Regions from separate parts of the Homo sapiens genome. Here region 1 is linked to region 2. A link is a loop called in an ENCODE intact Hi-C map of the cell type or tissue named here. Cell type or tissue: ascending aorta. All regions are shown on one strand. Each heading gives the region's core, and the rest is flanking DNA. Links, peaks and the distances in the headings are about the cores only.

Region 1 (8,337 bases), core at 299-8,298, 51 kb before region 2:
CATTTGCTAAATATGGACTTATTGGTTGACATATCACCATAATTTCCCAGATTTTTAAAAAATATCTAATACATTTTTGTTGAATGCTAAATATTTTGAATATTATAATGTGGCAGTTCCAGAAATCAAATCCCCTTTACTCTCCAGGGTTTACTGTTTTTGGTGTTTGTTATTTTTGTTGTCCTTGTTGCCTTTTTGTTTAGTAGCTTTCCTGGACAAATTTTTAAAAGTCTGTGTCTTCTGTTTTTTGTGTCTCCTGGAGCCTCTTCTTGATTAGATTAGAAGTCAGGTAAGAAATGGGCAGAGACAGGGCATGGTGGCTCATGCCTGTAATCTCAGCACTTTGGGAGGCCAAGGTGGGTAGATCACCTGAGGCCAGGAGTACAAGACCAGCCTGGCCAACATGGCGAAACCTCATCTTTACTAAAAATACAAAAATTAGCTGGGCATGGTGGTACACACCTGTAATCCCAGCTACTTGGCAGGCTGAGGGAGGAGAATTGCTTGAACTTGCGATGCGGAGGTTGCAGTGAGCTGAGTTTCCACCACTGCACTCCAGCCTGGGCAACAGAGCAAGACTTTGTCAAAAAAAAAAAAGAAAAGAAAAAAAAAAAAGAAAAAGAAAAGAAAAGAGGCCGGGCGCAGTGGCTCATGCCTGTAATCCCAACACTTTGGGAGGCTGAGGAGGGCGGATCATGAGGTCAGGAGATCAAGGCCATCCTGGCTAACACGGTGAAACCCCGTCTCTACTAAAAAAAAAAAAAAATACAAAAAATTAGCTGGGCGTGGTAGCGGGCGCCTGTAGTCCTAGCTACTCAGGAGGCTGAGGCAGGAGAATGGCATGAACCTGGGAGGTGGAGCTTGCGAGATGGGGTTTCACTGTGCTAGCCAGGATGGTCTCCATCTCCTGACCTCGTGATCCGCCCACCTCGGCCTATGGCAATTTTATATTTTTTCCAATTAAAAACTTTTTTATTTTAGGTTCAAAGGTATTTGTACAGGTTTGTTACACAGGTAAACTAGATATCACAGGGATTTGGTATATAATTTCATCACACAGGTAATAAGCATAGTACTCAACAGGTGGTTTTTTTATCCTCACCCACCTCCCAACCTCCACCCTCAAGTCAGCCCCAGTGTCTTTTGCTTTCTTCCTTGTGTCCATATGTACTCAATGTCTGATGTCTTAACTCTCACTTATAAGTGAGAACATGTGGTATTTGGTTTCCTGTTCCTGTGTTAGTTCACTTAGGATAATGGCCTCCTGCTCCATCCATGTTCTTGCAAAGGACTTGATTTACGGCTGCATAGTATTCCATGGTGTATGTGTCCACATTTTGTGTATCCAGTCTACTGTTGATGGGCATTTAGGTTGATTCTATGTCTTTGCTATTGTGAATAGTGCTGCAATTAACATACATATGCATCTGTCCTTATGGTAGAATGATTTATACCCCTTTAAAGGCTTTGAGACAATGTGTCTCCTAGCCTTTACCCAGGTGCTCTGTGTGCTTGATGAGGTTTGCTTTGAAATTTGACAGACCGCTTGCAGCTCTCTGCCTTAGCCTTCACTTCCTGCTTGTGCAGAGCCTCACAGTCAGCGAGAGGTGAGAGACTGGCACATTCTCAGGTCATTCCTGGGATGTGCACAGTCCTACATATGCATGTGGCCTTTTATTTTCTTAGGAATATGTAGGACCCTTCCAAAGCCCCTGTGGGGATGTCATTCCCAGTCATTCCCAAGGTTTTCCTTCTCTGTTTTATGTCAGCTTCTTGTTAGCCACAACCATAGCTTTAGGCAGTTACAGTGTTATACAGTTGTTGCAGATTACTTTTGACAACTCTTGATGCAAAAAGGGCTATTGACTGGGAAAGTTCTGAACAAGTCAGTTGAAGAAAAACCTTTAGAATAGAAATTTTCCATGGAGCTGACAGATTTTCAAAGCTGCCACAGAGCCTGGGAGTGGAAGCATGGAAATGGCGCAAGCTAAGACATTCACAAAGCTCACTGTTCTTACTGAGATTCAGTAGATTTTTCTTAAATGAACACTCCTGAGATTGTCACAAGCCTTTAGTTAGTTTCCAGAGTTCTGAAAATAAATTGATTTTGACGATTGTTGGCAGTACTCTCATTGAGTTGATGGAGGGTAGAATTTTTGGAAGTCTGCCCTTCCAGGAGTGCTTCTCCATTGTTTTGATTTTTAAATGTTGCCTATTTATCAAATTAAATAATAAAACACTACCCCAGCCCACTAAGAAAAGTTTGCAAGTAAATTCTGCCTGTTGACTGATAGGTTCACCTTCCTATCAGGGTCAGTTGAAGAAAGTGTGGAAGGTAGATTCTTAGTCACAGATGTGGGTACAACTAAAACTAGTGCTAAGGACTCAATATTCTTCTGGTGACATAAGAAAAGTATATGAAATTAAGAAATAGGACTCTAACTCCCTTTGCACGTGTATCTTTCTTATCAGAAGACAGCAGCAGAGCCGTGCTAACTCGATTTTACCAACAAGTTTAGAAAACCCAGAGATGTTCAAGGTGACGTCTCCTTGGCAGTTGTCGGCAAAATTTCCTATGAATTACTGGGCATGAATTTCCTTCCCTTTGTTACCAGGAGTCAAGCATTTAAGTATAAATTGTCAATCGGTGTGGATGTTATTGCCTAATTTTGTCTTTTTTTACACCTATAATTTAAACATTTATTTTTTCTTTCTAATTGGATGTGTGGCATCTATTTCCTGTTGACTTCGCTATAGATAAAGCTTTGTTCTTAACCTTTTGCTCTACTATGTAGATTCTGATGTCAATAATAATTAGAGAGTTCTTTCTTCTTCATTTCTGTTTTGGCTCGCCCAGTCCAGAACTCACATTCTTAGTTGAAGTCCTGCAACATGGCCCCTTGCAGCTGCAAGCTTCCCTGCTTCCCCTTTCACTCGATAACATTGCCAGGGGCTTTTCTCCTTCCTCGGCCCTGCCTCACACACCAAATCTCCAACCAGCCAGAGCACGTCTCACAGAAGAGCGATGTCTTAGAGCGCTTAGGGCTGCCAATGTGTCTCAGACCTCAGACCCTATTTAAAAATTGCCCTGATTGTCTTCTTTTATAGACATATTTATTTTGTGATCCGTAAGACAAAAGACAGCCTTTATTTCTGTTTTGATGTTTAGTTCACAATTTAAACACCTGTCCTATGCAGAATTAATCAGCTTCCTATTCTTTATATTGGGCTCCTGTAAAAGTTACTGTGAGCATTAGCTGGGATCTCTTCAGTTTCATGGGCCAGAAAAGCAGCTCAAGCGAAATTAAGGGAAGTGATGGAATATTGACTCACGTCAGACTAAACATGACCCAGACTTAGGTCCAGCTGGATCTTGGTTCACAAGCAAGGCATGCAGGGTTCTGACTCCAACATTTGGCTTCGCTTTTGTCTTGATTCGAATTACTTTCAGGAAATGCCTTTCTCAATGGGGGTCAAGCAGTCCAGGCTCAGCAAGCCAAGCTTTCAGGGAACTTCTCTTTCCTAAGAGTTTCGGAATAAGCCCTGAAATTTGGCTTTGACTGGGGCAATTCGGTCCACATGCTCATGTCCAAAATAATGGCTTTGGTCAGGCGAATGGGATATGCTGGTCAGTTCTGCTTGTATAACTTGACCACTTCTGGATCCAGCCCTATACTCAAATAGCAGGCACTGGCCGTTGGAAAGTGGAGGTTATCCAAAAGAAAAGCAGAGTGCTTTTACTTCAAGAAACAGAAATTATTATTAGGCAGACAAAAAATAATGAATTTCTTCTCCATCATGACTGATCTCTTGAAACATGAGTATAGCATAGAAGAAATAGCACTGAAGTAATGATAACAGCTAATGTTTGTGCAATGGTTTCTATGTACCAGTTACTGCTCAAGAAACTCACGTGGCCTAGTTCATTGAAGGCTCAATCATTCCAAGGGAGGTAATTTTACTATCCCCCATTTTACGGACATGGAAATTGAGTGACAGTTAGCTTAGGTAACTGGGCTAAGACTTCACGGGTGATAAGTTGTGGGTCTGGAATTTGAACCTATGTATCTATTATCCTGCCCTTTATGTTTATACCCACCACTCTGTTTTGCCTTTGATATAGAGGACCAAGGATCCTCTCTTGGCTACTGACGCTGTGAACATCAGCAGATCAATTCAACTCTGAGCATCTCAGTTTCTTCCTCTTAACAAAAAGATAAATGCAGGTCATCTCCCAAGCCCTGTCATCATGTGAACCTGACACAATACCATCATTCGTCACTCAGTTAAATAGCAAATAGTAATGTTTCCAAGTGCGTCTTTAAGCCAAATGGGACACGGTACTGAGTAAGGAATTTTGAACAACTGGGAATTTGTAAAATGCAAATCGTGAAACAAATATAAAATATCATTTTATTATAATGATTTTTGCTGTTCCTGGAAATAATTCACTTGTGTCTCTGCAGGGCTAAAGAATTAAGCAAGGGAGCATTTTCCAGGTGTGCTGAGAACAGAAAGGAGAGCCCTTTCCTTTGACCACTCAAAAGGGCCATAGCTCAGCTGTGGTCAGCCCTTATTAGGCTCTTTTTACTAAACCTTATAGGCTGTTATTAGTCACAGCTATTAAGGCTGTCAAGTTCTCCCTTGTGATCTTTGCTCTAACACAAAGTGACATTCAGACATTCTGAAGTTCAGTGGCAACACTGTCTTGCATTCACTCGGCTAACACCTCTCAGCATCCTTAGTGGTGGCAGATTAAGCCTGGCTGACCTTTGAGGGCACCTGCTTTATGGAGTTTGGTTTCCCCCACTTGGTTCTGTCTCAGAAAGCTGATCTTTCCATAAAAGACTGTAAGGCATAGTGCTTGCTTCTACAAAGCAGAGAGTAAGGTGCTTTTAAAGATGTGTGCAGAAAACTAGTTTTTCTGATTGAAGTTTGCCCCCGCTGCCACCCGGCTGGCTGCCCAATTGACATTGAACAGGGCAGTGACCCTGCCCCTTGCTAAGTGTGGCTGTCAGGTATACAGATTCCTGAGATTTCGTTGGGCAGCTTTCTAGCAGGTGGCTGGAGTTTAGCCTGAGAGCCAGGCAGACACATTTGCACCCTTTCCAAGTTCCAGGAGGGCCCTGATTCCTTCTTTTCACTGCTAGCTCACCTAGAGTCCTGGAGGCTTTGTCATTTACTCCCTACTCCATTTTATACTTAAATAGATTTTGTAAACATCCAAATTCCACCCGATCACCTTATCTATTACAGCTTTCCCCAAGACTATTTCTCCTCTAGTCCTGCACACACACATGTTCATTTCACAATGGAAATAAAATGCTCCATTCCTTTTTATTTCATATTTCTGATGACACATTTTAAACAGCCTTTAGAATTGTGGTTGCGTTTGGGTAAACACCTGTGTTGACATCCACGCAGCAGAATGCAGAGTCTGGAGCCACACAGGATGAATTCAAATCCTGTTTCCACCACACTTGGTTACCTTGGCAAGTGGCTTCATATTTCCAAGACTTGGTTTCTTAGTCTTTTCAAAATAAGTAGTCTGTTCTATGGAAGGGTCCTCTGGTCTGTTTTAGGATTAATATGAGAAGAGTTGCCAGTTTCCTCAAGTTCCTTCTCATTATCCTTTCCTTACAGAAACCAGGAGAGAAGGGGATGGAGAACTCACTTGGCTGGATTTCAGGTGTCTGGCCCCTCCAGGAGCCCTTTATGTTGATTATTTCAAGACAGGTTTGAAAGACATATTTCTAGAATATGAATGATATCTCCATTTCACAGCTAGAGACTAAGGCTTGAGAATTTACATGCCCACGATCCTTCGGGGATTAAACAAGGAAAATGAGCCTGATTCACCCTTCTCCAGAATGTGTGTTAGTTGGCCATGAGCAACCATCCATAATGTATTCTATAAATTGAGGAACCAGCTGATGATGTTCAAGGATGTTTTTTAATTAGGTGGTGTATTTATGGGAGGGTCCTGTGAATCGCGACTGCATAGCAGTTTCACGGTGAGTGCTGATGGGCTGGGTGGAGGATGCTAAGGTCAATCAATGTCTAGAATGAGCTTTTGACCCTCTGGGGAAGCAACTGAAAAGCAAACACTTCTGCAGGGAACCAGATGGCCAATCAATGGCATTCATGTGGAGCAGCATCTCATTTCACTGTTGTACTGAAGGTGAGGTGTACCGCAAACAGCACAGAATGAAGCAAAAGCAAAAAAAAAAAAAAAAAAAGCCAAACTAAAAAAAGGAAAACAGGAAACATTTAGAAGGGCCTTTCTCTGCAAAGACGGGATCCCTTGAAATTGAACTTGAATCAATAGATGGCCACTCATATTCTGTATTGAACAGGAGTTCATTAAAAAAATCAGTGACCTGCACCAATCAATAAGACTTCAGGGACCAAGGTTTCTTAAACAGCGCAGAGGCAGCAAATTGCAGAAAAATAGACCTTTATTCTCCAGGAAGACAGAATTCTTCCAAGTTAAATTAATAAGCCCACAGCTACAGCCTGCATAAACCTTGAAACATTGATAGAATTGTTTCAAAAACAACAATGACAAAAACAAAAACAGGGCTAATCAGCTTTGTTGACACTTAATTTAACTTCAAAGGTATGTCTGTAACATTGACAAAAAGGGAGCCAAACCAAGAAGGAAGAAAGTGTTTTTCGCATCCATTCCAGTGAAGATAGTGTGCAAACAGAAATCAGTTCTTTTAGCATGGAAACTTCCCCTCTGTAGAATGAATGTTTTGTGAAGTTGACTTGCAGATGTAACCTGATGGATTTCCCTCACAAAGTAGAGTGTGCAGCCTTCAGCCTCAGGGCGTAGCCTTCAGACGTCTGAGATATAAATGAATTGGCTAGCATTCTTGCTATAAGGGATGAGTGAACGAATTCAGATTTTTCCAACGCTGACATTTGAGGGCTGATCATTTTTTGTTATGTGTGTGTAGGGGCTGCCTTGTGCATTTTAGGATGCTTAGCGGCGTTCCTGGCCTCTACCCACCATCAGTGGCCAACACTCCTCTAAGTTGTGAGGAGCAAAACTGTCTCCAGACATTGCTAAATGTCCCCTGGGGGCAAAATTGTCCCAGATGAGCACCATTGAACTCTTCCTCCAGGAAAAAGGTGGGAAGAAAAGGAATAGATTGGATCTCATAAGCTAATAGATAGAAGTCAGTAGTCTTCTGGATGACAGGAACCAGAGCTGAAACTGAGACTCACACTTTCTTTTTTTTTTTCTTGTTTCTATATGTAAGTTATTACTTCTCCAGACAAACTTCTCTGGAAGGTTGCCATAAGTAGCTTCAAGCTCATATCTATGCAATTCTATAAACAGGGAGAAAAATAATCTTCTCCACTAAGGTCAGAACCGAAACTCCCGAGAAAGAGCCGTCTTGGGTCAAAAGTCTACTGCAAGGCAGGCTGGAGCTGTTTGTGTTGGGAGGTACATGCTAGGTGCGTCCAATTGCCTCACATCTTGGTCTTTTTGAAGCGGCACTGTTGTCTGGGGTAAATACTTGAGGTTTGTTAGTCTCATGCCAAGGAAATGGAGTGCATGGACACACAAGAAGTGGGTTTAGGAGAGGAGGTTTAATAGGCAAAAGAAGAAGAAAGGAGAATAGCTCTCTCCCCTGAGAGAGAGGGGGATGCCCGAGTGGGACTTCCAGCCTGCTCTAGTGCACAGGGTTTTATAGACAGGCTTGAGGAGGCAGTGTCTGATTTATACAGGGCCCAAAGATTGGTTGGACCAGGTGTGACGTTTACATAGCATGTGAAGAAGCTGGCCTCCCCACCCTAATCTTTTATTATGCAAATGCATTTTTTAACCGGGCCAGAGCTGTGTTGTCTGCTCCTTACTGTGCAACTGGCTGATAAGGCAAAGGGAAGATGGAGCCTCCATGTTGGACATGCCTGGCCCCAGGTGGCCTCTTCCTGTTGGCACAGCTGCAGGTACTCACCCGTGCAACTTTCCAGCTTGCTTGTCTGTGTCTGCAGATTGATTTTACAGGCTGCTCTTTGTTAGAAAAGAAAATTATTTGGGGCTGCTTTTCATTAAAAGGGAAACCTTACTAGGGACTTCCATACCTTATCTGCCTAAGTAATTGCTTTTTAACTCCTGTGTCATTTTGAGCAGGGTTTCCAGCTAAGGAGAAAGGGAAAAAGGGTTTGTCATTCATTCACCTGTCAATCACACACTTTGTGCCATTCACTGTGCTGAGTGTTGATGCTATAAAGATGAATAACTCACTGTTAAGCTTTTGAAAGGTTTACAGAGTAGTTTATGAAACGCACAGGTAAGAATGGGACAGTGTGCTACATCAGCTC
Region 2 (8,337 bases), core at 199-8,198:
CAGAAAAGCCCATTTACATAGGAGAAGGTGAAGTTCCCCCTACTGAGTAAATTTGAGAGGGGCATCAGGAAAGAGAAGAAAGTTTGTGTTATGATCCTGTGTGACACATAAGGCATTCTTATCAGTCATCTCAAAGATGGGAGGAAATTGGAGTAGATATTGTACAATTGACAACATCACAGCTGTAAAATAATTCTCCATGTTTTCTTCTCTTACCCACTGTGTTCCCGGGCAGGTCAAAGTGTGATGCTGGGTTTGGCCTCTGTCTTCCTGGTCTGACCTCACAATTGATTGGGGGTAGATGTTGACTTAAAGTTGCAGGTGCTACTTATCTTGGGAAATAACTTCCCACAGTCCTATTATTTTACCCTTTCAAGAAACTTGGAGGCAGCTAGGTCAGAATATTAGTGTTTCATTTTGCAGATAAGAACCCTGGCCATTAGAACTGGCCCATAAACCCTCAGTGAATTGAGGGAAGAGCTATGATTAGGATCCAAGCCTTCCTCCTATTCCATGGTTCATTCCAATAATCCCACATGGAAGTCCACCACTGCCCTTGGGTCATGAGAATGAGGCTGCTGCTACAGCTACAAAATGTAGTGCCAGAGACCATTCAGTCCCTTTTCTTGTGTCATCCACAAAGTGCAGTGGCTGGCTTAAGTATTAGAGTCGTTCCATATGTGTAAAGTAGAGGAAACCCTAACATCAGCCCCTTGAGCTAAGAAACCCCTTGGTGTTCGTTGTAGCACCAGAAGCTTATGCCAGCACCATGTATTTTACCCCACAAAAATGGATGAGAAAGGAGCTGCCGAGCTGGGGAGGGGAGAAGGGAAATGAGCTATGTCATCAGGCCCTGAAACCCCAGATCAAACAACATTCCAGCACATAAATATTCATCCAAGCAGCATGTCCAGTTGCAGTCCATTTAGCATGACATTAACAGTGAGCTGTAAGACAAAAGCCCAGGAGCTCATTATCATGAGCCAGGCTTGGGAACATTTGGAGCAAGTTCTGAAATAATTAATGTTTCATTTGAATAATGTGATGAACATGCACATTTGTTTTATTGTGGGGCTCTTTTGGAGATCCCTGCAACCCTCCCTCTTGTGGAATGCCTGGTGGCAAGGGACCTGCCCATCAGGAGGAAGAATCAGGAGTGTTATTTTTAACTCCTCATCATTAGAGGAAACACACACATCTCGAAGTCTGGAAGGAGTGATTATTAGCCGTTCAGCTGAGAAATAGCCTGGTGTCTACAATGCATCATTTTCCAATTATTTAGATATTTTTCAATGCCTTAAATACTGGAGGCATATAAAACCCAGCTCATTTACTCTCCCTAAATTATACTTTCTCCATCTGCCATGGTCTTACAGTTTAATAAAACCTCTACTTTTTACAAGCCCAATAAAATCATGGAAAATACGGAGGAAGCTCAGTTTCAGCTTGATTTGGTTTTTGTTTTTCTTTTAGGGGGAAGAATTGATATATCTGAACTGGAAAATAATTTTCATATGCTCAGTTTGCTAATATAGTTTGGAGATTTTTTTAAGGCCACTTACCAAAAAAAAGGTAATTTTATGTTTTTCTTATGAGATATTCCAAAATACTGTGGCATTAGAAAGTTGTGATTTTCACTGGAAACAGAAAGAAATAAGCCAGATTTCCCCACCTCCATAAATCAATTCCAGATCCCAATGGTTTTGACTGCATTTATCAGTCTTTCTTTATTGAAACTCTCTGTCTCACATGTCTAGCCCAGAGCTCAAAATGCTGAATAGAAGGAAGGGAGAGGTCTGTGCACTTTGCTGAGTTTGTGCCATGGAAGAAATCTATACTCACACATGCATGGAAAAGCGTCAATATTTGCAGTGGCAAAGAACTAGTAGTTATGCTAAGGTCAATTTCATGCCAAAACAATAAGAAATATTCTATATTTTATTAATTTTTTTAAAAACTTGTAGGGCCTCTGGGAATCCTACATGGGAACCCAGAATATATTCTGTCTATGTATTTCAGGTTCTGGAACTTCAGCTTTAGAAAATCAGTTTCATTGGAAACCCTCTTCCAGTGTGACCTTGTGTTATTGCCAACTAAAAAATACTCAAGTAGAGGATTTCCAAGACTAAGTTATATTTTTTCCTACAACAAGATACCTAAAGCCACACATCCATGTGTTTGGTTCAGAAACTCTCCAGTGTCTTCCAACACCCAGGCTTTTTCCATCCCCCTGTTCCAGTTTCTTCTGACTACTGGCTTGGTCCTTATATTGCCACCTCATGCCCTAAAATGGCTACCAGAGCTCCTAGCATCAGACAACCATACAACTGTATTCACACAACCATGGTCAAAAGAAGGACAAAGTCAGGTTTCTACATGTGCATCTCACTAATTACGGAAGAATCCCCTTACAGATGTGCCCGTTGAGATGTCCTCACAGGTATCTTTGACCAGGATTTAGTTACACGTCTTTGACAAAGGAGTTTGGAAATCCTCTCAAGTCTGTGAGTTGTATCAGAAAAAAAAAAAAAGGGAAAACAACTGAGAAGAGGCAAAGAAAGAGCTTTCTACATATACCTAGACCTGATTAAACTTTCCTTTGATCTCTAAAACCACTTTGCGGTTCATAAATCTTATTAACTCAAATGCCCTTCATTTGAAATTTATGATAATTTGGACAAGGACAAGGTATAAATTAAGAAAATATCTGGTAAGCGAATAAAATATTTCAAAATTAATAGTATCAAATGATAGAAGTACAGAAGTACTACCAGCCCTTGCAAGGGATAAATAAACAGGTCCACATTTATACTGAGCTGATAAGATAGTGACAATTTAGTCTTATCAAGTGATTTATTTATTTATTTAGTTTATTTTTTATTTTTTTGAGATGAAATGTCACTGTTGCCCAGGTTGGGGTGCAGTGGTGCAATCTCAGCTCACTGCAACGTCTGCCTCCCAGGTTCAAGCAATTCTCCTGCCTCAGCCTCTCAAGTAGCTGGGATTACAGGCATGCACCACCACACACAGCTAATTTTTGTATTTGTAGTAGAGAAGGCGTTTCACCATGTTGGCCAAGCTGTTCTCGAACTCCTGACCTCAAATGGTCCACCCGCCTCGGCCTCCCAAATTGCTGGGGTATCAAATGATTTAAAAGGTATTTGGGGGAAAAAGAGTGTGGTTAGATGTTTTTAAATTTTATTTGAATACCATAAGTACTATATTTGACAGTTATTATATTTGATGTCAATATTTTAATAATTCAAACTGTAACTAATGGAGAATTAATGTTTGTCAATTAGAAGGGTATACGATTTTGCTGCACTTCTATTCTGAATTCTCAACAGTCTTATTTGAAAAGAAAAAAAAATTATGGAATCGGAAACCTTAGTTTGTTTTGGCTAATGAGCAATTGGTCATACTCTTCCTTATCCAGAATGTGTTCATTCCTTTGGAACAACAGATCCTCAGCCTTTTGCTGGAAATCTTATGTCCAAGTTGAGAAAAATGAAAACTGGATTGAGAGGTGCAGAGGTGTGCCCCAGCATCCCCTCACTATAAGAATGAGTGGCTGTGCTGTGATTTACCCTGAGGGACAGCTTAACTTTGCTGCACCTTGAATGCCAATTGCCAGTTCCCACACATCCAGTTACGCCTGGGAAACAGAGACGCTTCTCCATCTGGCACTCATTGAGTGTCTTTCTGGCAGAGACAGGAACAAAACTAAGAACAACATTAAGTGTTACTCTACCATCTCTCCTAGGTCCTGGGGTTATTCTGACAAACTCTAAGCCTGCACAAATCACCCATGAAATATAATATACACAGCTAGGGTCAGCCATCCAGGAATCCTATCTAATAGTTTAGCCAAATCCACTCAGTACCAAGCATCACCACACACCACCTTTGTGCAATGTAGTGTCTCTTCTGATGAGCTTACAGTTCTTCTGTCTTATATTGTTGTCATACATGGAATTTAAACTGAAAAATAGTACATATAAACAATTGTGTTTGACTGTATTCATTGCCCAAGCAGAAGCCACTTTTCTGTTTTCCTGCCAAACAATCTCAATTTTGTGCTGAGAGTAGCTGGGTATCCCATCCCCTGTCCCAAGGAGTACAGCCTGATTGGTCTGAGTCAGACATGTGTTACCACTCCCCATTGCCAGTGATTGGGCTAAGGATAGGCATGTGACCTGATAGTGGCCAATGAGGCAAAAGGGGAAGTCAGACGTGGTGCTTTGGGAATGGGGACAGGCAAAGAACAATGACAACGAAAGCCAAATAAGAATAAAGAGACAAGCCAACATAAACAATTAAAGAAAAAAAATCATAAGAAAAACAAGATAGAACTTTCAAAAAAAAAAACACATTTTTTTCTTGCCCCACTTTCTTCTTGCTTGGGAGGGTGATAGATTTGATGTTTGGCACCCAGGCAGGAATTTCTGTCTAAGGAAGTCTGGAAGAATTGCACGGACAGAGCCTTAGATCCCTGAGAAAGGCATGTCTCCAGACCGCCAGTTGTGAGAGCTAATTCATCATCCACGTCATTCAACTGTTAACCGTAGTTAAGCAATCTGACTGGTGAAAGTAAAAAATGCCCATTGCTATTAGATTCTGATGCTTTCCAGAGGGGCTGAGCTTGATCCTCATGCTGCCTTTGATTAAAAGGAAAACCAGTGAGGGCTGGAGGTCTTAACAATATTTCATCCCCCAAATGAGACTTTCTCTTCAGTGTAATGTGAAGGGTTGAGAGAGAATTGAAATGAAGATGGAAGATGAAATAAAATGTCTCCCATGTGACTTTATGTTGTTTAACACTGTCTGGGTGTCACGTAAAGTCATATTGTACAACACCAGTGAAGCAGGCACCCTTTGAAAAACATCGTTACAATATGTGCTATCCAAAATCAAGACTTTTGTACCTTTGAGGCTATGTTAAATACACAGGGTGAAGCACAAGATTTTTCTGGGTGTGAAATATTGACTGTGGGTGTTTGTGTAGATGTGCATGTTATGTACACAAAAATATCAGCCTATGAATTCTTCAGTCATTGTACTTTCAAATATAAAAACAAGAAATCAATAGATGATTAATAATGACTGAACTGAATCAGGATGTTTTCAGAAATAACAGTAATTTTGGCAGTAGTTAATAACAAATGCCATTGTTGGCTCAAACTTTGAAACAATGCAATATTTTGATGATTAAAATTATAACAATTTGGGTGTTTGGGGATTGATTGTGGAGTGGCCAGATGCTGTCAGAGGAAAGCAAGACCTGGCTCAGGGCTTATGTTTACGTAATTTGCCTTATCAATTAATCTGGAGGCAGCTTTCTGGTTTACCGTGTGGGTCTAGCTGCACTGTCAGCCCGTGTCTCTCCTACTGTGCTTTAAATAGCATTTTCCAATTTTCAGTCTTTTGTCAAATATTCTTTTTTTTTTTTTTTTTTTTTTTTGAGACGGAGTCTTGCTTTGTTGCCCAGGCGTGATCTCACTGCAACCTCCACCTCCCGGGTTCAAGCGATTCTCCTGCCTGCCTCAGCCTCCCTAGTAGCTGGGATTATAGGTGCTTGCCACCACACCTGGCTACATTTTTGTATTTTTAGTAGAGAGAGGGTTTCATGATGTTGGCCAGGCTGTTCTTGAACTCCTGATCTCAAGTGATCCACCCACCTCGGCCTCCCAAAGTGCAGGGATTACAGGGGTGAGCCACCACCCCCATCCTCAAATATTCTTACAAAATTTCCTATAATTACCATAATGGCTGTACTATTATCTACTTAAGTAGATTACTTAATCTACTTAATTTAAAAGTCTTATGTCACTTAAATAAATATATTTGAAAAGGACATTCTAACAGGAAACTATACCAACATGATGAATGGAAAACCATTATCACTTGTCAAAAATCAAAGGTAATTATGGAAGTAAATACAATAGATAAACATGAAATATCATTACCTAGTTACCACTATGTGCTTCAGGTTTACTGCCTGAGTTCTGCTTTTCTTTGGGAGTGGTCAGAAAGGAAGATTCAGTGGTAGCAGGAGGATTTTCAGTTATGTAAGCATCAAACAGAATTCTCAATGTAGCTGGCGTTAGTCCAAACTGCAGCATTTTGTAAGCCCCCGCAGTTTCACAGACCTTGATGAGAGTGAAACATTCCACCGGGGCTCAGGCCGTGAGAAACATCCTACTAACCACCTGACCGCAAGGCGTAGGAACATCCTTATCATACCTTGCCAGGCAAAGGCTCAACTGAAGGAATGTCCCTACCATATCCCGCTGGGCAAAGGTCCAAGGAACATCCTATCACATCTCACAGGAGAAAGGGCCAAACCACCTGATCATAGGACCATCTTACCAATATCCTGCTGGGCAGCAAACCGTACTGCCCAGACATCCCCCTGCCAAACCTATAAATGACGCCAGCCTGTAAGCATCAGTGGGCTCTGACGTTAAGCTGGTCCTAGTGCTGGACATAAAAATCTGCTTTGCCGTAGAGCCGCCAACTCTCTCTCTATCTTTCTTTAGCCCTCGCCTTCCCTTCAAAACCCAACAGCCAGAAGAACCCAAATCTTGTGGAAAGGGAATCCCTTGGTCGCCATATAATTGAGTGTGATTTAAATGGCAGATTTTGTGTCATCTAGAATTATGTCCTAAGGTAACAATCTCCCATGTTGTGGCTGACCAGGTTGGAAGTCCACCATGATAGGCAGCTGTAGACCCTCCCCCCATCCCAAGGGATGGCTCATGATTAGCCTAATCCAATGGAGGTAATCCCATTCCCCTGTCAATGACTGGTTCAGGGATGGGGCAAGTAACCCAGTTTTACTCAAACAGATATTAGGAAATATCTTTGTGGCAGGAAAATAGGGTCTGGAGGCAGGGAACATAAGGCCAATTTACACATCGGCTGTGACAGGAAATGTCATCTCCATAGGCCATAGGCTGAGTAAATGACTTTGTAATTTTACTTCACCCTCTTCATTTATTTAAGACGTACACCAAGTAACCAGTGGAAACTTCTAGAGGGTATTTAAACCCCCAAAAATTCTGTAACGGTGCCCTGAGCCCCTATGCTTGGGCCCACTCCCACACTGTGGAGTGTACTTTCATTTTCAATACATCTCTGCTTTTGTTGCTTCATTCTTTCCTGGCTTTGTTTGTACGTTGTGTCCAATTCTTTGTTTAAGAAGCCAAGAACCTGGACACCCTCCATTGGTAACACCTTCTGTGCCTTCTAAGCAATATTTACCTCTTTGATAATAATTGTAATGTGAGAAAGCTCATCATTTGCCTCTGTCTTCCCGTCATGTTTTAGAGGCTGTTCTGGGAAGGAGCATTGGAAAGATGACACAAATTTAAGACTTAATCACAAACCTGTTCTGAATTTACCTCAGTCTTCTTAAGGAAATTACACATATCCTCATGGTTTTTTGTTTTGTTTTGTTTTGTTTTGTTTTGTTTTTTTTCAAGACGGAGTCTTGCTCTGTCACCCAGGCTGGATTACAGTGGCACAATCTCGGCTCACTGCAAGCTCCACCTCCCAGGTTCACGCCATTCTCCTGCCTCAGCCTCCCAAGTAGCTGGGACTACTGGCACCCACCGCCACGCTTGGCTAATTTTTTTTTGTATTTTTAGTAGAGACAGGGTTTCACCTTGTTAGCCAGGATGGTCTCAATCTCCTGACCTCGAGATCCGCCTCGGCCTCCCAAAGTGCTGGGATTATAGGTGTGAGCCACTGCGCCTGGCACACATATCCTCATGGTTTAAGGTTGGCTGAATCTTCTGTGCCGTGCACCTGGAAACATTTCCAATTAATACACTTGTTTCCTGTTTATACTTGTGTGGACCCCAAATATCAAAGACAGATCTCAGTCAATTTAGAAAGTTTATTTTGTCAGGGTTAAAGACACAGCCTCAGGAAGTCCTGAGACATGTGCCCAACGTGATCAGGGGTACAGTTTGCTTTTATACATTTTAGGGAGACGTGAGACATCAATCAATATGGATAAGATGTGCATTGGTTAGGTCTGTTAAGGCAGGACAACTCGAAGTGGGGGCTTCCAGGTTAGAAGTAGGTAAGAGACAAAAGGTTGCATTCTTTCGAGTGCTTGATCAGCCTTCCACTAAATACACAGTTTAGTCTGGCTCAGTGAATCTGCATTTTTACATAAACAATAGGGGAGAGGGAGCAATCAGACAGGCATTTGTGTCAGGGGAGTCACAGAGGGATGACTGAATAGAATGAGAGGCAGATTGGCCCTAAGCAGTTCCCAGGATGACTTTTCCTTTTAGTTTGTGATTTGGGGGTCCCAAGATTTATTTT

Evidence for each region. Peaks named below come from ENCODE experiments on the same cell type or tissue, not always from the same donor. Only the 100,000 strongest peaks of a DNase experiment are listed, where the experiment ranks them.
Region 1: it touches region 2 in a loop (7-fold over the local background); 2 of 110 quality-filtered maps call a loop at or near these places.

What each region holds. Positions count from the first base shown.
Region 1 is chr12:127,584,999-127,593,335 of GRCh38, forward strand. No RefSeq gene overlaps it. Among named protein-coding and RNA genes, the nearest start is that of LINC02411, 47 kb to the right of the region's middle. In ascending aorta, for the core only: no CTCF peak of the experiment used is centred there; a DNase peak (open chromatin) is centred at 3,453; H3K27ac peaks cover 2,688 bases.
Region 2 is chr12:127,636,186-127,644,522 of GRCh38, forward strand. It overlaps LINC02411 (long intergenic non-protein coding RNA 2411), which reads right to left and starts at 282. Exons shown (of 4, transcript NR_120451.1): 1 at 217-282. It overlaps LOC124903051 (a long non-coding RNA gene), which reads left to right. Exons shown (of 3, transcript XR_007063524.1): 3 at 1,474-2,796. RefSeq lists a silencer at 6,079-6,373. In ascending aorta, for the core only: no CTCF peak of the experiment used is centred there; DNase peaks (open chromatin) are centred at 4,186, 4,516 and 6,241; H3K4me3 peaks cover 711 bases; H3K27ac peaks cover 1,926 bases.